Linked DNA regions of Mus musculus: regions 1 and 2 are each linked to region 3. The links are chromatin loops, found by intact Hi-C in ENCODE. Cell type or tissue: heart. All regions are shown on one strand. Each heading gives the region's core, and the rest is flanking DNA. Links, peaks and the distances in the headings are about the cores only.

The links. Peaks named below come from ENCODE experiments on the same cell type or tissue, not always from the same donor. Only the 100,000 strongest peaks of a DNase experiment are listed, where the experiment ranks them.
Region 1: a loop joins it to region 3, with 2.5 times the contacts of the local background. A loop is called at or near these places in 3 of 42 quality-filtered maps.
Region 2: it touches region 3 in a loop (10-fold over the local background); 4 of 42 quality-filtered maps call a loop at or near these places.

What each region holds. Positions count from the first base shown.
Region 1 is chr9:70,363,469-70,371,097 of GRCm38, forward strand. Myo1e (myosin IE) reads left to right here. Exons shown (of 28, transcript NM_181072.3): 20 at 4,148-4,262; 21 at 5,201-5,370; 22 at 6,889-7,034. Among named protein-coding and RNA genes, the nearest start is that of Mir5626, 38 kb to the right of the region's middle. In heart, for the core only: no CTCF peak of the experiment used is centred there; a DNase peak (open chromatin) is centred at 3,613.
Region 2 is chr9:70,499,144-70,506,772 of GRCm38, forward strand. Rnf111 (ring finger 111) reads right to left here and starts at 4,632. Exons shown (of 15, transcript NM_033604.3): 1 at 4,316-4,632; 2 at 3,797-3,859. In heart, for the core only: no CTCF peak of the experiment used is centred there; DNase peaks (open chromatin) are centred at 4,208 and 4,708; H3K4me3 peaks cover 2,327 bases; H3K27ac peaks cover 1,667 bases.
Region 3 is chr9:70,204,418-70,212,046 of GRCm38, forward strand. Myo1e (myosin IE) reads left to right here and starts at 2,933. Exons shown (of 28, transcript NM_181072.3): 1 at 2,933-3,286. The coding sequence starts at 3,284. The region is part of intron 1 of Gm26849 (a long non-coding RNA gene); the gene reads right to left. In heart, for the core only: a CTCF peak has its summit at 3,833; DNase peaks (open chromatin) are centred at 2,884, 3,854 and 5,464; H3K4me3 peaks cover 2,425 bases; H3K27ac peaks cover 2,313 bases.

The DNA of each region.
Region 1 (7,629 bases), core at 1,620-6,619, 160 kb after region 3:
TAAGTTGGAAACATTACTGGAACTGAAGTTTGACATCACCTTATTTTCTTTCCTGTTGCTGAGATAAAATACTCCCAACGAAAGCAGCTTCAGGAAGAAAGGCTTCATTGAGTTCACAGTCCAGCATTGCTAGAAAGACAAGGGAGCAGGAACTGAAAGCTGCTGCTAGTCACACCATATCCACAGTCAGTAGCAGAGGGCAATGACTTAGTGCATGCATGCCTGTGGTCAGCTTACTTTTTCTACTCTAATACAGTCCAGGATCTCCTGCCAGGGAGTGGTGACGCCCATAGCAGGCACGTCTTCCCACTTCAATTAGGATAATCAAGATACACCTACCCCAGATATGCTTATAGGGACAACCTTGTCTAAATCCCACATTGAAGACTCCCTTCCCAGATGATTCTACGCCATGTCCTGCTGACAAAACTAACCCTTGTAGGTGTCATCATTTGTTGAGGTTCCTATAACCATCACTAAAGTCCATTTCAAGGATTAGTGGTGTAAGAGCCAAGGGATGTAGCTCAGTTGATGGAGTACTGGTTTAGCCAACACAGCCCTGAGTTACATCTACAGCACCACATAAGATGAGCGTGTGGCACAAACCTATAATTGAGTGGTAGAGGCAGGAAGATCCGATCTTCAAGGTCAGCCTCACTTATATAGTGAACTTGAGGCCAGCTTGGGCTCCATGAGATCCTGTTGATTTTTTTGTTGTTATTGTGGGGTTTTTTTTTAAGATTTATTTTATTTATATGAGTACACTGTAGCTGTCTTCAGACACACCAGTAGAGAGCCTCGGATCTCATTACAGATGGTTGTGAGCCACCATGTGTTGGCTGGGAATTGAACTCAGAACCTTTGGAAGAGCAGTCAGTGCTCTTAACCGCTGAGCCATCTCTCCAGCCCAGTGTTATGTTTTTTTAAAAAAGAGAAATGATGGTGAAGTTGGAAATTTTACACATCGGCCCAAGAGGAAATAGCATTGGTATAAATAGTGTTGCAAGAAATAAGCAAATTCTGGCTGGGCAATAGAGGCACAGGCTTTTAGTTCCAGCACTCAAGAGGCAGAGGCAGTAGAGCTCTGAGTTTGAGGCCAGCCTGGTCTACAGGAGAGTTCCAGGAAAGCCAGGGAGAGAGAAAGAGAGAGGGGGGGAGGAAGGGAGGGAGAGAAGAGAAGAGAAGAGGGGAGGGGGAGGGGAGGGGAGGGGAGAAGAGAAGAGAAGAGAAGAGAAGAGAAGAGAAGAGAAGAGAAGAGAAGAGAAGAGAAGGCAAATCTCACAGCAATCTTCTCTTCCTGATTCCTGTTCCATCTGCAGAAAGAGCCTGAGACAGAAGTATTGGAGGTAGTAGCTGAATGGCAGGGCAAGCCATGGATATTATTAAAGAACTGCGCAGCACCCGCCAGTAGACCCGTCTATAAGGTGGTGGTAGCACTGCTTCACACTGAGTTATTCCTAGTCTCATAGCAATTTCGTTTCCAAATATAAAATGAAAATGTTGTGTCATACGCCATTAGGCAGCCCACAGAACAGCTCCTGTTCTATCTAAAACGGGCTGGAGTGATTAGTCAGGACAACACCGAGCTCCAACATCTCATAAGGATCACTTTCTGACTTAGAAAATCTTCATGTATAATTAAAACGGCCTCAATAGTTTTCTCTGATTTTTTTATTCTGATTTGATTGAGCTTTGGCATTTATATCTGAAACCCACGTTTATTTTGGTCCTTCTTCTGCTTGCCTTCCTCCCAACACCTGCTGACCATCTCTTGATTCTCTTTTCTCCTTCTCTGAACTTGTGCATGCGTGCACACCATCACCTTTCCTTCTCCCACCCCCTTCCTCTTCTGTCCACATCTTGCCTTGACTTGAAAGCACTGTCTCCAGAGTTTGTTTCGTAAAACCTGCCTTATGTAGCTGGAGAGATGCTCAGTGGTTACAAGAGCTTCTTGCTCTCCCAGGGACCAAGTTCAGTTCCCAGCACCCACATCAGGAGCTCACAACCTCCAAGTGCAGAGGATCTGATGTCCTCTTCCGCCCTCCAGGGTACCCACCCACACTGACACATACACATAGATAAAAATAAATCTTCAAAAGAGCAAGACTACTTCGTGATTTTTTTCCCCACCTCTTACAAGTTCGCCCAATACCCACCAAATAATCTCTTTTCTTCAAAAACTGGCTTAAGATATCAGACACCAAAGAGTTTGTGTTTTGTTCTATGCGACTATGTGTTTGGTTTTTCTCTTGCTCTTTATTCTCATTCCTCCCTGATGTCTTTTAAAGGGAGGAAAGCAAAAACCAGAGAAACACCTACAACCCATCTAAACTTTGAAATAATCTCTTGGCTGTTGGGAGCTGTTGGTGTCATCTCCTTTCTTTCTGGTCACAGATTTATTACATACATCCTGCCAGATTAGCTCTGGAAAAATGGGAAGCCAGCCCCAGTCAGAAACTGGACAAACCAAGATGGGGAATATCAACAAGCATTCTCCCACAGGCAGCCTTGAAGCTCAGATTTTAAGCATCTTACAGTTGCTAAGCTGTGATCCCCATTTTAGGACTAGAAATCTGTCCCTCACTCCCGCTGGGACTACACTGCAGGCTGTAGGGCTCAGTGTTCCTCTCTACTGGCATTTGCTTTTCGGGATGTTTCCAGAAAAGCAAATGCATCCAGAGCTGTGACTGGGAGACACTGAATGGCAAGAATGTGGCTCTTATATAACACAGACACAGAAGAACCCAGACAACAGTCTCAGCTTCCTTCAAACCAAGTTCCCTTGCTTACTTCTGGAAATTTTTAAAAAGATTTATTTGTGTTCATTTTTATTCACATGTGTATGCATGGCAGTGTGGACATAGGTGCACCTGAGTGCAGGTCCTTAGAAAATCCAGAAGTCCCTGGAGCCATAAGCAGTTGTGAGCTTCCTCACGTGGGTTCTGGGCACCAAAGTCAGACCCTCTGCAAGACAATAAGCACTCAACTACCTGTCCTTCTCTCTGGCCCCTTTCTGTAACATTGTCGTGGTGATTAGACATTATCTGTAGAGCTTGTATTGGTCTGTTTTACTTTTTCCCCCCTCAATGGCTACGTAAGCCACTACTTGGATGTGGATGAGGAGTTTCCTCAGTTTTACAAGCTGATGAAGTGCAGATCTAGAAATAGCTTTGTTCTGGTGAAAAGGGGCTGGTCACTGCCTAGAAAGGTCCTCTATTCAGCCCTGCCCCGTCTAGGTCCATCCTTCTCATCCTGAAATACACAGGTATGTGCTGAGGAGTTGGACAGTCTGAAAGTGTTTCTGACTATCATGGACACTCGGCACTCCATAGCTCTGTTAGTCTTCATGATTCCAAAGCACAGCTCACTGTGAGACCCATCAGCATGAGCTGTCTGCATGACCTGGCTCTCCAGAGTCTGATGTGGGCATTTGTTGTGCCAGCTCTCCGGAGAGCCCAAGACTAACTGCTCCAGTCTGGCTGCAGCCGCCGTGGTTTCTGCCCTGCACCCTGGTCGCTCCTTAGAGACTGCTTGAGGCAGGAAGTCTGGACTTCCATGCTACACAAAAGTAGGGCAGCCCTCTTCCCACAGCAGCTCAAACTCAGCTCTGGCAGAAACTGGAAGGTTCTATTCTGAGGCTGTTCGCAGCAAGCTACATCCGCTCATTTGCTCTGGCTACCTGCTTCCTCCTTAGACCAAGGAAGAGGAACAAGCCAACAAGACTGAGCAAGGGAAGCAGGAGACCATGTTAGTGTGTTTAGACTCAGCCATTTTCCTTCCTGTTAAGGGAAGAAGCATAACTAAAATGTGGGTACTGCTCATAAAAAATATCCCATAGAAATCATTTTAGTATTTGTTCATATTAGAAGCTGCTTCTTATGTGTTTCTTTAGTGCACTGAGCCTCCTTGGAAGAACAAAAGTTGATGTTCAGGTGGCTGGGGAAATGGCTCAGCAGTGAAGAGCACTTGCTGTTCCTGCAGAGGACCTGGGTTCCCACGTGGTAGCTCACAACTATCCTTAACTCTACTTTTGGAGGCTCCAGTGCCCTGTTCTGGCCTCCAAAGGCTCTGGATGTACCTGATACATCCACCAGACGTCCACCAGATCACAAGGATTGGCTCATATGCGTTCTCTCTGCTGTCACAGCTGTTTCTTCTAGAAGAGATGAGAGAGAGAAAGTACGATGGTTACGCACGTGTGATACAGAAAACATGGAGGAAGTTCGTGGCCCGCAAGAAATATGTTCAAATGAGAGAAGAAGGTATTTTCATCACTTTATTTCACCCATTTAACATTTTAAAATTTTTTATTATGTGTGTATATTTGTGTGTGTGTGTGTGTGTGTGTGTGTGTGTGTGTACCTCAGCTCACAGTAGAAATCAGAGGATAACTTTAAGAGTCAGATCTTCTGTTCCACCCTGTGGGTCATCAGGCTCAGTAGCAAACATCTCTACCTGGAGACCCTCCTCCCTGACTCCCAGTGGACAAAGCTTGAGAATCAATGTGAGACTCAATGTGAGGACCCGGAGTGCTGGTACACACCTTCATCTCAGCACTCAGGAAGCAGAGGCAGACAGATCTCTGAGTCTGAAGCCAGCCTGGTCAACATAGTGAGACCCTCTCCATATTAGTCAGGGTTTCTATTCCTGCACGAAACATCATGACCAAGAAGCAAGTTGGGGAGGAAAGGGTTTATTTAGCTTACACCTCTACATTGCTGTTCATCACCAAAGGAAGTCAGGACTGGAACTCAAGCAGGTCAGGAAGCAGGAGCTGATGCAGAGGCCATGGAGGGATGTTACTTACTGGATTGCTTCCCCTGGCTTGCTCATCTTGCTTTCTTATAGAACCCAGGAGTACTAGCCCAGGGATGGCACCACCCATGGTAGGCCCTCCTTCCCTTGATCACTAATTAAGAAAATGCCTTACAGCTGAATCTCATAGAGGAATTTTCTCAAGGGAGGCTCCTTTCTCTGATAACTCCAGCTTGTGTCAAGTTGACACACAAAACCAGCCAGTACACTCTCAAAAAATAAGGTAGCTTGAGCTTAAATAAGATTACAAAATGTCTCTTACACTGCCTACAGCATGTGTGTAATTCGCATCATGTAGAATCTTAGTGTACTTCACTCTGAGCATCCTCCTCTTCTTCCTGCCCTGCTGATCCATCTTCTTTCTCTGCTCTCCTGGACATCGTAGCCTCAGACCTGCTGTTGAACAAGAAGGAGAGGAGGAGAAACAGCATCAACCGAAACTTCATCGGGGACTACATCGGGATGGAGGAGCGCCCGGAACTGCAGCAGTTTGTAGGCAAGAGGGAGAAGATTGACTTTGCTGACACAGTCACCAAGTACGACAGGAGGTTCAAGGTATGCAATCTGTTAAGAGTCACAACAGAGTCCTCATTTACAAGAATAGCTTGTGACTTTGCACATTGAAAAAAATGATAAAAAACCAGAGAAGTCAAAAATGCATATATATAGCAGCCAACAGTAATCAAGCCTCATTGTTGGAATTTGTGAAAGTCCTTCAGAACCTTAATATGCAGACATACTCACATGTTTAGTTTTGCAAAATAAGGTATACATTATGTTTATTAGGTATACAAAATGTTCTTTTATGTCCTGTTTGTTTGTGCCAGGAAGAACTTCCCATATGAATATCTTACTATAAATCACTTTATATACCTGCATAGTATTCTATTTAGTAGAATCTTTACATTTCATCTTTGTTCCGACACAAAGTCTCATGTATTTGAGGGATCTCCAATTCCTTATGTAGCCAGCGTGACCTTGAACTTCTGATCCTCTTGCCTTAGCTCTGAAGTGCTGAGATTACAAATGTAGAGCACGATGCTCAGTTTTTGTGGTGCAGGGGGTTGAACCCAGGGCGTCGTGCATGTTAGGCAGGCACTCAACCACCTGAGGCACACCCGCAGCCACAGCTGACTTTTTAAAAAGTGACTTCTCAGAAAAGAATAATGGAGTAAAAAACAGCACTGGCTTAATAAGAAAGATGCTGTTTTGCTAATAGGAGGTCATTCCTTACACCCTGAAAATGGGCCAGCTGCTACGGGGTGTGTTTTCGGGATTCCTGCACTGCTCTGTAATAAGGTGATCAGCCATATATGCCAAAGCATATTATTTGTGTATTAATTAATGACTGTCTTAGTTAGGGTTTTATTGTTGTGAAGAGGCACCATGACCAAAGCATCTTTTATACAGGAAAACATTTAACTGGGGCTGGCTTACAGTCTCAGAGGTTCAGTCCATTATCATTATGGTGGGAAGCATGGCACTGTCCAGGCAAACGTGGTATTGGAATCTTGATCTGAAGCCAGCAGGAGACTATGTCACTGAATGTAGCTTGAACATAGAAGACCTCAAAGCCCACCCTGCACAGTGACACACTTCCTCCAGCAAGGTTATACCACATTATAGTGCCACTCCCTATGGGTCAAGCATTCCAACACTTGAACCTATGGGGCCATTCCCATTCAAACCAGCACAATGACGAAAATGAAAATAGATCAATTTTTGTATGTAATGTGTGGATTCCCAGGGAAGTACCTACAGACACTGGAGGGAAGCCTGTTTGATAACCATGATGTAACAATCCTTTGTAAAGTCATCATGTTTGACTTCCCTTTATGCTTGGTGTCCTGATACCTTATTATAGAACTATGTACAAATGATATCTTAGAAGTTAAAAAAAAAAAAAAGTCAAGCATCATCGTCCCCATGCAGGTGAGCCTCTTCTCTGTCAAGGGGCCTGAGTCAGTAGTCACACAGTAGCCGTTCGACATCCAGGTCAGCAGCAGTGGTGTATTGTCACAGTTGTCTCTCTGACCGTGTCTGGCTGCCTTCTGAAAGTCCCTCTTCTCACAGGGTGTCAAGCGAGACCTGCTGCTAACCCCCAAGTGCTTGTACTTAATTGGAAGGGAGAAGGTGAAGCAAGGCCCAGACAAAGGTGTTGTGAAGGAAGTCCTGAAGCGGAGGATCGAGGTGGAAAGGATCCTGTCCGTGTCCCTCAGGTGAGCGGGGACTGGCTGAGGCAGGGCTTCTTCTGTGGCTCTTCTCCACATCGCCCACCACCTGCTGTGCCAACACACCACCAGGCTCATGACAGAGAGAACAGAATTTCCGTTCTCCCAGAAGACCCGGGGCTAGGGATGTGGCTCGGTTGATAGAGAGCTTGGCTAGCATGCAGGAAGCCCTCCCTGGGTCCTGTTCTCTGCACTGCATTAACAGTGTAGTGATGCTAGTCTGCTGTCCCAACACTTGAGAGGTGAAGACAAGATGATCAGAAGTTCAAGGTCATCTTGAACTGAAATGCTATCCCCCCCGGGATATGCAAGACACTGTCTATGATTGAATGAATGAATCAATCAATTAATCGATAAAAGAAATATATCAAAGAAGGGCTGGAAGAGACAGTCCAGTGAATAAAAATACTTGCTGCCTAGCCTGATAACTTGAGACACTCACACACTCTCTCTGTCTCTGTCTGTCTGCCTCTCTCTCTGTCTCTCTCTCTCTCACACACACACACATACACACACACACATGCATGCGCACACACACACACACAATTTTTTTTTAAACAGAATCTTGTAATGGAGCTCTGAC
Region 2 (7,629 bases), core at 1,620-6,619, 290 kb after region 3:
TACACTGTAGCTGTCTTCAGACACACCAGTAGAGGCGTCAGATGTCATTACAGATGGTTGTGAGCCACCATGTGGTTGCTGGGATTTGAACTCAGGACCTTCAGAAGAAAAGTCAGTGCTCTTAACTGCTAAGCCATCCCTCCAGCCCCTACAGCCTCTTTTCTCATTCTTCAGTCTCTAGCTCTAAAATCTAGACATGTTCCTACGTAAGTAAACATATTATTATCATCTTTATCTCATCTGAGAGTAACTCTAAAACACGGCTGTGCCACCTTTCTACCTACATAAGAAGCCTATTTCCATTCTTCTCTACAACATGATCTTATTTTCCTCAAGGCACTCACCACTATTTATCCTATTTATGAGGTTGTAACTCAACAGACTGTCTACTCTATGAAGGCAACATCTTGATCCCTGCAGACCAATCAGTATCTGCCTACAACATGAGGCAATCAACACATACTTAAAGTATATCATAATGTAAAACCTCCATGTAACATATCAGCTCTGCTCTGTGTTTCTATCATTTGTAACTTTCTTTTCATCTATTGTCAATTTCTGACTACCTACAGAAACCCAGGCAGCAACCTGAGAGATACAAGAGAGAATAGAGTATAAGATGGTCAATATGCCGGGCAGTGGTGACACACGACTTTAATCCCAGCACTTGGGAGACAGAGGCAGGTGGATTTCTAATCCCAGCACTCCGGAGGCAGAGGCAGGAGAATTTCTGAGTTCGAGGCCAGCCTGGTCTACAAAGTGAGTTCCAGGACAGCCAGGGCTATAAAGAGAAACCCTGTCTCGAAAAACCAAAACCAAAGTATCATTTTTATAAACAATGCTGTAGCCCATACTATCCCACATCTAGAAGAGGATTAGAAATTCAATATACTTAAATTGACACACACCTTTGATGCCAGCACTTGAGATGCACAGGCAGGCAGATCTGAGTTTGAGCCTAAGCTACAAAGTGAATTCTAGGGCTACACAGAGAAACCTAGTCTCAGGGAAAGAAAGAAAGAAGGGGGGGGGGGAAGGGAGGGGAGGGGAGGGGGAGAAATTCAAGGAACTTTCTGGCTTTACAGTGAATTTAACCTGAGATGCCTGAGAGCCTGGTCTCAAAATCAGGGGTTGGGGTTTGGGGGGTGTATTCATATTTAGAATTTTCTGAAAGGTGTAAAAGGTTGGTAAAACTGGACACAAGCTCACACTTGTAATCACCAGCACTTTGGTGACCTGAGTGGCCAGCCTGAGATATTCAATGAGAACCAGGTTATAGTACACTCCCATCTTCGGAAAACACAAAACAAACAAAACACTCTGAGTAACTTCTCCAATGGACAGAATTATCCACTACCATGAACAAATATGGCTTCATTGAAGGTTAATGCATATGTATGTGCTTTATTTGCATACACGCATCAATTTATACTCTCCATAGAGCATTTCTTTCTAGAGAGCTGTCCTGATAAATCTAACAGTGAATATTGAAAGAACTAAAAATAGAAGCTATTAAATGTGGCACACACACACCCAAAACCAGAGGCTAGAAATGAACATTTATGAATTTTATACTCATTTTACTAATTGAGAAGGCTATAACTTCAAGAAAAGTTAACAATAAATTCAGATCCAATGTACAACAACCATACTACACCTAAACAAATGTAACAAATCTTAATTACTATTATTTTGTTGTTGTTGTTCTGTCAGTCTATTTCCCTCTATTAAAGACCCAAGTCCATGGAGTTGGGGTAAAAGCAGGGACACATATAACTAAGTTGTAACTAATGCATGATACCAAAGCCCTTTATTACCATAACTTTTTTGTTTTGTTTTGTTTTTTTTGTTTTTCGAGACAGGGTTTCTCTGTGTAGCCCTGGCTGTCCTGGAACTCACTCTGTAGACCAGGCTGGCCTCGAACTCAGAAATCCGCCTGCCTCTGCCTCCCGAGTGCTGGGATTAAAGGCGTGTGCCACCACTGCCCGGCTAATCATGACATCTTTAAGACTTTTAAGCTATGAATGTTTTGATACAATGAATTTTCTATTTCATATTTTCAACTTAAAAAAAAAAACTGTACTCAGATGCACCTGCTCAAAAACTTACTGCTCTTTAGCTTTATGCAAATAAACTGCTGTTCTCTTAGAATATCAGTAGAAACATGTCTCAATTTCTTACAAATATGAAACACCAAAACAAAACTTGCTGAATATAACCCCAGCTAGCACACATTCTTCATTAAGCCTAATTATTTTTATTATAGCTTTTTTCAACTATAAACTCGAGACCCAAGTACAATGACAGAAACCTGCAGTCCCAGCTCCTTTGGAGGCTGAGGCAGAAAGATTTCTGAGTATAGGAGCTAAAGACTGACTATTTCTAGTGAACCATCTGGGATACAAGTGACCAATATACAGAGAACAAAGGGGAAAGATGACAAAAGAAAACACACATACATGACACCCAACCCTGATTATTAAGAAAAAAACTACTAGAGACAGGCGAATTTCTGAGTTCGAGGCCAGCCTGGTCTACAGAGTGAGTTCTAGGACAACCAGGGCTATACAGAGAAACCCTGTCTCGAAAACAAACAAACAAACAAACAAAAATTATTCTTGCTAATTTTCCCCACTATCATTCACCCAACTCACAAATGCCCTCAGTAATTTTTTCAGATACTACTGAGACTCTGAGGTAACAAGCAAGCAGGATACAATGAAATAATTTGTCCATGGTTACACCCTAAGAAAGTAGCAAAAGTAATATATATTTTGGGGGTGGGTATTTAAAATAGGATCTCTCTACATAGTATGGGCTGTTGTAGAACTCACTATATACACCAAGCTAGGCTCTGCCTCCCAAATGTTAGGATTAAAGGCAACTCGAGCCATCACACACTCAGCACTCCTGCTACAAAAGTAATTTAAAGCTAAATTGTTTCTCTTCAAAATAGAAGAGCTTCCTTAAAACCTATGTCACAATGTAACACAATATTACAATGACCAGTTTCTACTAAACCTTTTTACTAAAATAAAAACAAAACAAAAAATCACTTAGTTACAAACTATCAAAATATAAATCCAGACCTGGAAAAATGGTTTGTTGTCAAGAGTGCTTACTATGCTGGCTGAGGACCCAATCGGGACTCAGCACCTATACAGGGCAGTGCAAAACCTCCTTTAACTACCACTCCAGAGTACTAGGTCCTCTTCCGGCCTCAGAGGCACCTGCACTCACATGTACAGACCCCACACACTGGTATATACGCACATGAAGGTTTTGGGGTTTGTTTGGGTTCTTTAACGTAGACTCAAAAGCTAAGTAAAATCAGAATTCTTGAAAGGACATCTGTATTAAGTCACGTGAGAGCTATTGCAAAGACAAATGGTAAAGATATGAGGAACCTCTGTTCATCTTTTTTTTGATTTTGCTCTCTTTGGTTAAAGAGGTCCCCAAAACAAGAAAATTAAAGATAAAAGTGCCAAATGGAACTAAGTTTGGATCAAGTCAGGTTCAAGAGCTGTCAGAACTCTGACAATGAGGTCTCTGTCAGCTGGCTCACTCACTGCTACTCAGGAGTTCTAAACTCATTCTGTACATAAATCAAGGAACAGGAAAGCTCTCAACAATACAATGGAGTCACCCCAGACATGAGCAAATTAAGTGAAGGCGCTAGCTACAACTTCCTGGTTTTTTGGTTTTTGGTTGTTGTTTTTTTTGGACGCTAAAAAGTCACACTTTTTTTTTAAAATTATCTATAAAGCTCTATAATCTAAGAAGTGTGGTGACAAACCTCTATTTCTCCAGAACAAAAACCGATATTTCCACCGCACCACTGCTGACTCCGATCAATTATCTAGGCAGGATAAAGAAAACATCTTTTTTTAATGACTAACCAGCCAACTCCACACAATATCAGACGCGCCTGTCTTCTGCTCCGCGGACTGCGCGTGCCCGCCCGCACCGGGCGGCTCCCGGCTCCAGCCGGGGTTACCTTCCTCACTCCATTGTCACCCCCACTCCTCGGCCCTGAGCCCCAGTCCCGCTGGCGAGCGGCGGCCCCGGGGCGCAATCCCCTCACCCACCCCCTCCCAAGAGGCCGTGGGTGTGTCCGCGGGCGGACTCTTGCCCGGACACAATGAGCCACTCCGCGCCGTCCGGGACCCGCGGTCATTCCCCTGTCGCCGACCCGGGCCGGCCGCCGCGGCCCTTCCTCTTTCTCCCTCCTGCTCGGCCCCTCCCCCGCCGCGCGCAAGCGCCACCGCGCCGCTCCCCTCCCCCGCACCCCCCCCCCTTCCGCCGGCGCCCTCACCCGAGTCCGCAGGCCCCGTGCGGCCAGGTCCCGGACTCGCTGGCGCGGGGCTGGGGAACAGCGCTCGGCCGGGTGAGGCTGAGGCGGGCCGGGCGGCTCTCCTCAGGAGGGCGTCTGTCAACACCGCCGCCGCGGAGCGTGAGGCTGAGCCTGGCTCGGCTGGACCCGGCTCCGAGCACCCGATCGCGGCCCACGCGCGCTCGCGACCCTGAACGGCCGGCGTGCCTTACGCCGCGCAGCACCAGCGCCCCGCCACCATCGCCGTCGCCGCCGCCGCAGCCTGGGCCGGCCCTCCCCGACTGCGCGAGCGCGACACCGGGGCCCTTTTACGACAGTTCGGAAAGCGAGCGCTCCGGACCCTCACGCCCTCTCACAGCAGTATGTCTGCGCATGTGCGGGCCAGGGACCGCCCCCCTGCGTCCCAGTCCTTCCTCTTTGCACTGGCTTAGGCGAACTGTTGGCCCAGTGGGACTAAGTTAAAAATAAGGTGGTTGGGTTCACTTTCTTCCGTGATTTCGGGCTCAACAGTGCTTCAGCATAATTCCGCCTACGTACTGGTTGCTTTTTCTCAAACTAAAAATTATTCCAGCTTACTGATTGCACTAGTCGCGCCTTTAAATAAAAAAACAAAAAAACACGGGTTAGTGTCTTTCTCAGCAGATGATACCCAAAACAGAGATCTCATCTCACTGGTGAAGTGAATTTTCAAAATCATTTCAAATGTATTATTAGGTAGCCTGGGAGCTATACAATCGCAGATGACTTCTTAATTGCCTCACAAAACCCAGAAGATTGCAGTTTTTATTGTGTGCCCTAGAAGGATGTAAGGACAGAGAGTGGGCTCTGCAGTCAATCAGACAGATTTCCGGTCAGAAAGCAAAGTGAGGGTGCCCAAGCTGACTTATTAACACCTTTATAAATCTCAGTTTCCTCTTCTATAAAACATGATAGCCTTATATGCTTCAAAATGATCTTGTGAGGTCAAATATGACGACTTAAAGTACCTTATATTACCAATTAAGTATTTAACAAGCATTAATAACCTCCTTCTACATCAGCTCGTCGATAATATTCACTCATGTTCTCCATATTTAGTGAAGGTGATTTTTTGGCTTGGTTTGGTTTGGTTTTGGTTTTTCGAGACAGAGTTTCTCTGTGTAGCCCTGGCTGTCTTGGAACTCACTCCAGAGACTCAGAGATCCACCTGACTCTGCCTCCCAAGAACTGGGAGTATTTTTAAATTTTAAAAGAAGAAGAAATGGAAAACATTGGATTTGGATTTCCTCAGCCTCCCTAGTTGCTGCCCTCTACAAGTAGAATTCTATCGGGACTATCAAAGCCCAGGACTTTTTTGTTTTGTTTTGTTTTGTTTTGTTTTGTTTCCGGGCTTGGTTAGGTTTGGTTTTTTTCGAGACAGGGTTTTTCTGTATTGCCCCGGCTTTCCTGGAACTCACTCTGTAGACCAGGCTGGCCTCGAATTCAGAAATCTGCCTGCCTCTGCCTCTGCTTCTGGGACTAAAGATGTGTGCTTCTTGGGTTGGGGACTTTAGGTTAGAGGCAAGACTTGTCTGTTCTGATCAGGTAGAGTTTTTGAAGTGTCTAATGTTTACCCAAAGGCTTGAACTTAGTTGGTTGTTGAGTGTGTTAATCTAAAACTAAGTAGACCACTGGGCTAATGATGGAGATTCGGATTCATTAACTTACATTTCTGACAGTTGAAGCAAGCATTTTGGTAAGGTCAACCAGAGTAGAAATGAGAGGAAATAGATATGTGGAATGTTTGTTATTTAAAGAGCTGAAGTGAAAGGAAATTCTAGGAGGAGTTGAATGTGTTAGAGAGGGAGGGAGGGAAGGAGGAAGGAAGAGAAATTGAGTCAAGATATATAGGTAGTAAAAAATTAGGAGGAAATTTAGCAATAAAGAGTATGATCATGGATTCATGAAATGCTGTTGGTTGAGCAATAGAAAGATCTGTAAACTTGACCAGCTTCATAGATTATCTTGACATAGAGAACAGAGTTTCTCTATGAAGTTGGTTTTGACACTCGGGTATTGTTTGACATAATCAAAAGATGATTTTGGTTGTCACAACTGGGGAAATGTTGCTGACATCTTGTAAGAGGTACTAAGCACCAAGCCATGGGCAGGACACCACCCACAACAAAGAGTCATCTGGGCTGTGAAGTCAATATCTCAGCTGAAAAGTCCCAATGTAGAAAGTATTGCACACTAGTTACACCAGAGCTAATACTATTTTGTTAAATTGGTAATGAATGAAAAAGAGACAAGTCTAGCAGGATACCTAGTCAGAAAGAAAAAGGAAGAAAGAAAGAAAGAAAGAAACAAAGAAACAAAGAAACAAAGAAACAAAGAGAAAAAGAAAAGAGTAAGGATTTAAATCCTTTTGATATGTTGAAGGGAAAAGGGTCAGAAAAATGAAGAGGTAAATGATAATAGATCCAATAATCCCTGGAGAACAATGGTTGGTCAGATGAATAAAATTGGCCATTGTACTGAAAAGAAATGATTGGACAAATATAATTAGGTTTACTTGCCTAAGGGGGTCAAACCTTTGACTTCTCTTTGAAATACAAGATTGTGCCATTTACCCAGGTAGAAAGTTTGCAAGTGGCTGGGTGCAGAATGCCTAAAGCACTGAAATTAAAAGCATCAGAAGAGCCATGCTGTAATGGTGCCTGCCTTTAATTCCAGGCAGAGGCAGGCAGATCTCTAAGTTTGAGGCCAGCTTGGTCTACAAAGTGAGTTCCAGGACAGCCAGGGCTACACAGAGAAACCCTGTCTTGAAAAACCAAACAAAAACAAAAACATCAGAATAGCCTTTGACATAGTTGCAGGGATGGTGATGACAAACCAAGACAGGAAGCCCAGATCAGAAAATTCTTAAGACTGAAAGGTCTGCTGTGGTTTGCATCTGCAGCAGTAAGGGGGAAGTTAGAGAAGGAGGAAGCTCACACCTGGATTCATGCAATAGCACTTTTCTGGTTCCCCCCTCCCTATACTCCCATACCACCATGAGTTAAAGTCTAAAGAGATGTCGGGACAGAGCAAACTGGGAAGCAACGAATAACTTAAAATCCTTTAATAACCCTTCATCACCTTCAGGTCCTAAATCCTTGGTTTAACAAATAAAACTGCTCAAAATCCAGAGTCTCCAGTATCTTTTCATGCTAGGTCTTAACTATCCTGCCCCCACCCAGTGGGTAGATTTCAGTAGTCTTCTTAAGTTTCTTGTAACACTTTCAAAACAAAACAAGCCAACACAGCATCCTGTACCAACCCTAGGTTTGCTGTCT
Region 3 (7,629 bases), core at 1,395-6,394:
TGTACCAACTGAACTAGCTACATTCTTTAAGCCCTAAACTTTTTTCTTCTTTTTTCTTTCTTTCTTTTTTTTTTTTTTTTTTAATTCAGATCTACGAGTTCGAGGCCAGTCTGGTCTTCGAGCAAGTTCCAGAGCAGCCAGAGCTGAGCAGAGAAACCCTGTCTCAAAAAATAAAACCAAACCAGACCCCTCAAATAATCATCAAATTGACAATTAGTTTTAATATATAAACTAATATATTATTAGTTTTCAATATATCCCATTTAACTGGTAAGTTATGCCCCAGTATCAATATAGAAAAGTTTGGAGGTTTAAGAATAGCCTGGGTTATATAGAGAGGTCTTGTTGAGAGAGAAGGAGAGACAGACAGACAGAGAGAGAGAGAGATACAGAGAAACAGAGCCCATGGATGGGATGACGACTTAGGCATGTGTCATTATTTTGGACCTAAAACCTACTGTTCCTTGTGTTGTCTGTAAGCTCAGCTTTCTTCTTTGGGAATCTCTGTTCCCGAGTTCTTAAAATACCTAATACAACTTTGAAGGTGGAGTGCCTCAGTGACATAAGGAGCCACATCTGGGCACATGGAGGTCACGCCTGCTGTGTCAAAGGCTTGGCTGTCATTTTTCTTTTTTTTACTTCCGGTTATATTTTGTTTGTTTTTGTCTTAATGGGGTCTCACTCTTACCCAGGCTGGCTAGACCTTCTGGGCTGAAGCAATCAATCCTCCTGCCTCAGCTTCCAGAATTACAAATGGACAAAGGATGGTGAACAGCACGTAGGTATAAGAAATCGAACCCCAAGCCCCTGCAAGAACCGCCAGTGGTCTTAACCACTGAACCACCCCTTCAGGCCTCTGCCTTTTTTGTTTTGGTTTTTGAGATTAGAGTTTCTTATTGACGTGGAAATCATGGAGTAGGCTAGGCTGCTTGGACAGGGAATCCTAAGCTTTCCTGCCTGTCTCTGCCTCCCCAACATCCCACGACACCTTAATATTTTTCACATTGGTTTTAGGGATCTAACTCTAGTCCTCACACTGGCAAAGCAAATAGGCTCACTAGCTCCAGGTGAGCCACCCCCAACCATTTCTTGTTGTCTTCCTACCAGATCATAAAGCCAGCAAGGTGTGTCACGGTTGTGCGTCTTGTGTCTGGCCTATCTCCTGTGGAAGGAATTCAGTTCTTTGCTGCCCGGACAGGGGGAATAGTCACAAAAATTCAAACATGACTTCCTTTCAAATTGGTATGAGATGGCTCAGTGGATAATGGCACTTGCCAAACCTAACCACCCGAGTTCAACCCGGGAACCAACATGGTGGAGGGAGAACCAGTTCCCACAAGTCGTCCTCTGAACTGCATCTGCGCACATGCTCAGAGGCGTGTGTGTGCCTCTCCCTCCTTTAAAAAATTGATGTAATTCAGAAGATTCTTACTCTAAAACGCACAATTCAGCGGTTTTGGGTATAGTCAGCTTTACTACCAACATCAGTACCTAGGGGACATCCTTGGACCACTCCCCACAAGACAAAGCCCCTTTGTTCCATCAGCTGTCCCTCTACACACCACACCTGTCCCGAGCAGCCAACCAAGATCTACTACTCTCTGCAGCATTTCCTACCCACCACTGTAACACACGGAATTGTTCCTCCTGAACTTTGACCTCAACCTCTTTCACATAATTAGGTTTCCTGGGTCCTTCTCTGTTGCAGGGTGTATCAGCATTCGCTCCTTTTCCTGGTTTGGCCATAGTCCTCTGAAGGTATGCACCACATTAAAACAAAGAGCAAAACTCGTCCTAGCCAAGATGATTTGATTTTTTACTATCCGTTGCAACTCTAGGATCCTAGGTTCACGTGAATGGGGACGACCGAATCTCAAGATTTTCTGTGCTCTTTTCTTCCTGAACTCTTCTTCCTCAGATCCTGGGAGCGCAGCCCCGCAGAGGCCCTGCGAGTTTACTTCCTCAGTCTTCCCTTTCACCAGGAGTCAGACTCCCTAATACTGTTTTAGGAATCCCCGTTCCCCTCTCTCCTAGGCTACCTGGCTTCCTGAAACCGGACACCGCGAGGACCAAGGTCTCTGTCTCTCTCTTTTCTTCTTCTTCTTCTTCTTCTTCTTCTTCTTCTTCTTCTTCTTCTTCTTCTTCTTCTTCTTCTTCTTCTTCTTCTTCTTCTTCTTCTTCTCCTTCTCCTTCTCCTTCTCCTTCTCCTTCTCCTTCTCCTTCTCCTTCTCCTTCTCCTTCTCCTTCTCCTTCTCCTTCTCCTTCTCCTTCTCCTTCTCCTTCTCCTTCTCCTTCTCCTTCCTCCTCTCTCTCTCTCTCTCTCTCTCTCTCTCTCTCTCTCTCTCTCTCTCTCTCCCTCTCTCTCTCTCTCTCTCTCTCTCCCCCCCCTCCCTCCCTCCCTTCCTCTCCCTTCCCAAGGAAATTAATTCAGGTACAAAAGACGGGTGGAGGAAGTATTTTCGACTTCCCTCACAATCCAGAAAGAAAAAAAAAAGAGAGAAAGAGAGAAAGAGAGAGAGAAGAAAAGAAAAAGGATTTCCTTTGAGCTGCGACTTTGTGATCTTTTAAGCAGTTAAAAATATTTCTTTAAAAAAAAGAATCTAGGAAAATCATGCGACTTGTGAGTGGGAGCTAAGTCGATGCTAAGTTTCTCCGTAAAGAGAAGCGACAGGAGCGCGGTTTCCTAACCTCCCCAAGTGTTTTCATCCCTTCGGTTTGGGGGTGGCTCCCTGGGGACGGCTAGGACAGCGGCGCGCTCTGCGGGGTAGCGAGGCCGCAGGACTACAGGATCCAGAGGCCTTTGTAAACTCTTGTAGTTCACGCTTGTTGGCTACCTCGGCTTCCCTGAGGAGTGACGCTGCGAAAACAAATTCTGATTGGTCAGGCCTGTGCTGAATTCTCCATTTATGGACAGATTGCCCGGCCCGAGCCCAGCCTGAGCCAGAGAAGAGTTCGGATTAAGTGTTAAGAGAAAGCGGGTCCAGGCAAAGCAGTTGGACAAGCAATCCCGCAGAGCGCATCAGGGTGCATCTCTAGACAGTTGGGGATCGCCAGGTCTGAGTGTGCACCGGGTCTGCTAAGTTTTGCCTTCACCTAGCGTTTCGGATCCCGCCTGGATGGAGTCCCTCTTGGATTTCCATTGGCTCCTGTGAGTGCTTGGGTGTCGGGAGCTTGTTTTTTGGCGAAGGGAACCAACTTTTGAAGTTCGCCCAGGAGACCGCGTTCCAGCCTCAGTGCCTAGGCAGCGGGACCCGGCGGAGGCGCGACCGCGGCGGGAGTCACCATGGTGAGTTGGCTGCGCCGCGTCCCAGGACGCCTGACCCTGGGATGGGGCAGGAAGCCCCGGAGCGGGCACCTACCTTGGGCAAGCTGCCCAGGCCAGGGGGTGGAGAAGGTGGACGCGGGAGTGTGCACTTCTGGAGCGCTGATTTCCTGCTGTTTGCTGTAAACCGGGTCTTAAACGGGAAGAGGGAGAGAGGAGGGACAAGAAAAACTCTCTGGAGTGACTTTCTGCGCCGCGAAAGTTTTGGTGCCAATGTTGTTGTGGCTGCCAGCTGTCTGAAGCTTGAGAGTGGGCACGTCTGTTTTCACCGGCACAGCCGTGGGACCGGAGACTTTTTTCTCCTCTAGAGAAGGTGAGGGGCACGCCTGTGTCCCTCGGGTCCTCTCCCCTGGGCAGGCACTGGCGTGAGCTCCCTGGCAGGCTGATCCCGCAGTTGTTCTCCTGGCATTGGGGAGGACCTAGGCAGCCCCGCCTGCGCTGGTGATGGGCCGAGCGCTGCACAAAGGCAGGCAGGGGCGCCAGGTACTGCGGAGCACCTGGCGGTGGCCCGGGCTGCAGGGACTCTGACGACAGCGCGCAGCGGCAGCCAAACTGGCCGGGAGCCCAGGCCTGTAGGGTCCCTGTGTAGGGTAAACACCTCCTGAGGAGGGCCCCACCCGGTCCCCAGCTCGAGAGGACCGCCACCCTCTCGGAGATCGTTCCTGGTTTTGTTCTTTCCCACTTGGTACTTGGGGGAGTGTCTGGGTTGGACAGCCTCTCTGTAACTCATTTGAGACTAAGTCCCCAGCCCAGCCACCCTCCTCTCTCAATCCCAAATAACCTTAGCCACATCCCCTGGGCTTTGCCGTGGTGTGGCTTTCCTACTGAAGGACAAAAACAAAGATTGAATTTTAGAGACATTGCCAGCCACCCGGACCGAAAGGGGGGGGACTTTAAAAACTTAAAAAAAAAACTTTTAAAAGGTTTTAGAAGGCTTCAAAGTTTCCACACTTGCTTCGTGGTGGAGGAGCTTGTCCTCCTGGCTTTCTCATTGTTTACTGGCGGTGAGGGTGAAGCTTACTAAAAAAGATGCCTAGCATAGCGCTGGCTTGAGAAATCTGTATCCCAGATCCCCAGCGCCAAGCATCCGCAGCGCACGCCCGGGTAGAACCCACATTCAGTTCACAAACAGTCCTTGCCCCCCCGCGCTGTTTATTCAAAAGAATGATTTTAAAAACAAACGAAACCTTTAAAGGGCATCCTGGCCCCAAGCTTTTACTTTCCACATAGTTCAAAATTATGTCACCTTTGCCCCTGAGAGAGAATACTTCATTTATAAATAAGCTTCCCCCGCCAGTTTCGAGGTTTCAGAAGTCAGTCCACCCTCATGGTGTGCCTCATGGGTGGAGTTTCTCCAGCCTCTGACCGCTTGAACTTGAACAGTGATAGTCCTGGTGCCTAAGAATTGCTGTAATTACTTTCCGTGGTTCAATATTTCTAAAAAAAACCCAAAATCAATGTGTTTATGGCCAAGGACTTAAAGAATTTTACTGTATGTAATTGCTTAAGTGCTACCTTGAGAAAAATCCTTTGTTAAACTCACTTTTTTTTGGCTGCGTAGACCCTAAATTAGCCTGTGATGCCCTTTCCAGAGACGTGGGAAAACACGCTCAATTTGGCTCCTTGCAGTTGGGGTAGTTTATTTGGTCCATCAGATGTGGAGGTGTGTCTTAGAGTCCCTTTCTTGGTTGATTTATCAGGGTAGACAGGGTGTAGTCACCTCCTCCTGGGTTCCCTGCCAACAGCACAGATGGGCATGTTGTGGGCCACTAGGAGGCTATCTGTGCATCAGATATGGTTGCCCGGGCCACAATTTACTGCCCGGAAAAGTTGAAACAGCTGGCTATCCTTAAATAGATGTGCCATGGACAGAAAGAACTCTAGTATCTAGAGTCATTTGGACAAAGTTAAAGGAAATGTGTTTCTTCCATGACTTGGAAGTTTGAGTGGGCTTATCAGCTGTGTGAAGTCACCTTAGAACAGGTACCCACAACTCAGATAGTCCTGTGAGAATGCTCAATGTTTCTGTAAGAAGTCTCTCGCTGAATGGAACTTCTGTGTTATGCATCTGTCTGGGCCTGCCCAGTTGAATCCTTCAGCTGTTTAAGGACAGGAAGGGATGGGCCATTACCCTCGGTGGGTGTGGCCAAGAATTAGCACAGAGCACAGGCCCTTGGCCAGGCTGGAGGAAGAACACCTGCACTGTGAACTCTCTGTGTGCTTGTGCGATGGTTGCTCTTGATTGGCAAGCTAATAGGATTTAGAATCATCACAGAACAAAACCTTTGGGCATAGCTGAGAGTTTCTAGCTTAGATTTGTAGAGGCTGCAAGACCCACAGGGTGGCACCGTTCCTGGGGCTGGGCTTGACTACAAAGGAAACTGGGAGCTGAGTTCCAGCAGTTGTCTCTCCCTGCTTCCTGCTTGCTGGAACAGCGGCGTGATGGCTGCCTCTGGTGTTGGCTGCCTCTGGTATTGGCCGCCATGCCTCTTCCCCCTTGATCAGATTGTATCCCCTTCATCCTCTCAGACAAGCCCTTCCACCAGTTCCTTTTGTCAGGGATGTTTGTCACAATAGAAAAAGTAACTAATTGTGTGTGTGTGTGTGTGTGTGTGTGTGACACACACACACACAGAGAGGGGGGGAGAGGGAGAGAGAGAGGGAGAGAGAAGAGAGAGAGAGAGAGAGAGAGAGAGAGAGAGAGAGAGATTGGGGAGGAGCGTTTCAGGAAGGTCTGGGAGCATATTATTAGACTCTTCATCTATACCAACTGACTTACTCAGCTGTGACTCACGATGAAAATTGCCACTTCATATTTATGAACACAATTGTATCGTTCACTTCTCCTTCATATTCATTAACTACGGAATACTAGATCATCTTGGAAAACCCAGAATATATTACCAGGCCATAGTTATTACCTTTTCAGTTAGGAGGCTTGAAGAGGTGAGTGTGTGTGTGTAACTCTGTATGTACATCATTATAAATGAAGAAATGTTGTTTAGAAGAGTGCAGAAATGCCCTGTTGGCTAAAACTTCCGCCATAGACTCTGGCTTTAGGGTCCATGACAAGGTATTGGTAGCCATGGTCTATTTACTGTATGATTGGACTAAAACCTATGTATGTGAGTCTGCTCTCTGTCTTGGCCCGGAGAGTGTGATTGATAAGGTTTTTGTGAACAAACTATGCAGAGATGATTGAGTAAACCTGACTTGGCCATTGCCTTTGAAAATGTCTGAGCTATATTCCTTTTTCTTTACTGTGTATTATTCTTGAGTTGCTAGCAGGTATAGTACCCACACACACAAGACCGATTCATTCATTCATTCATTCATTCATTTGAGACGGTGTTTCTCTGTGCAGCACTGGCTGTCCTGGAACCCACTTTGTCGATCAGGCTGGCCGTGAATCCAAAGATTTACCTGCCCTGCCTCCCAAGTTCTGGGATCAAAGGCGTGCACCACCACATCTGGCTACAGAACCGATTTATAACTTAGAGATCTGGTAGACAGTCGATCAAGGGGAAGATAGGTTCCTTCGGGTGGGGACTGGTATGTATTTAGTAAGTCTGGAATGCATTTGGAATGTTTTCTGGGAAGTCAATTTAGTTCATTTATTGATTATCAGATTCTAGAAGTCCCCTGGCCAGAACAACACAATTCAGCTAAACTGGAGAGGGTTAGACTTGATGGCCGTGGGAAGGTTAAGGAAAAGCTAGTTCAGGATACTACTACCTTGGGGTGCGGTGCGGTGGGCCAGCCCAGGGCATCCTCTCTTGGAAGAGAAGCCCATCAGGCACTGGATAGACAGAGAGGAGGCAATGGGAAGGTGAAAGTCGTCCCACCCCCATCTCTGCTGAGGACTCCGCAGGTGGAAACTTCAGTGGAGAGTAAACAAGAAATACACGTCCGGTCCAAAGAGGAACGGCCATGGTTATTACACTGACCATATTACCAGGTTCTCTTGTAGACGCGCATGCAGTCTAGAGCCTGTGCTGGACTGCTCATTTTTATGTATCCTGATGTCTCTGACAGGCCAAGCACGCTCATCTGTGGCTCATCTGCCCGGAGCCACTATGAGCTCAGTATGTGTCCGTGAACCACAATACTTCCTCCCTCTACTTGCTAGCCACAGGGTTTAAACAGCAGCTGCGTACTCAGTAATGATGTCAGTGTTCATTGCTACATCTACGTCTTCTCCTACGGCCTTGCCAGGGAAGGCGGTTGCCGGGTATTTTGTACCTGTGGAATTTGGCAGCTTAAGCAAGGGAAGGCTTCTGTACAGCTGCGCTAATTGGAGCTGTGTG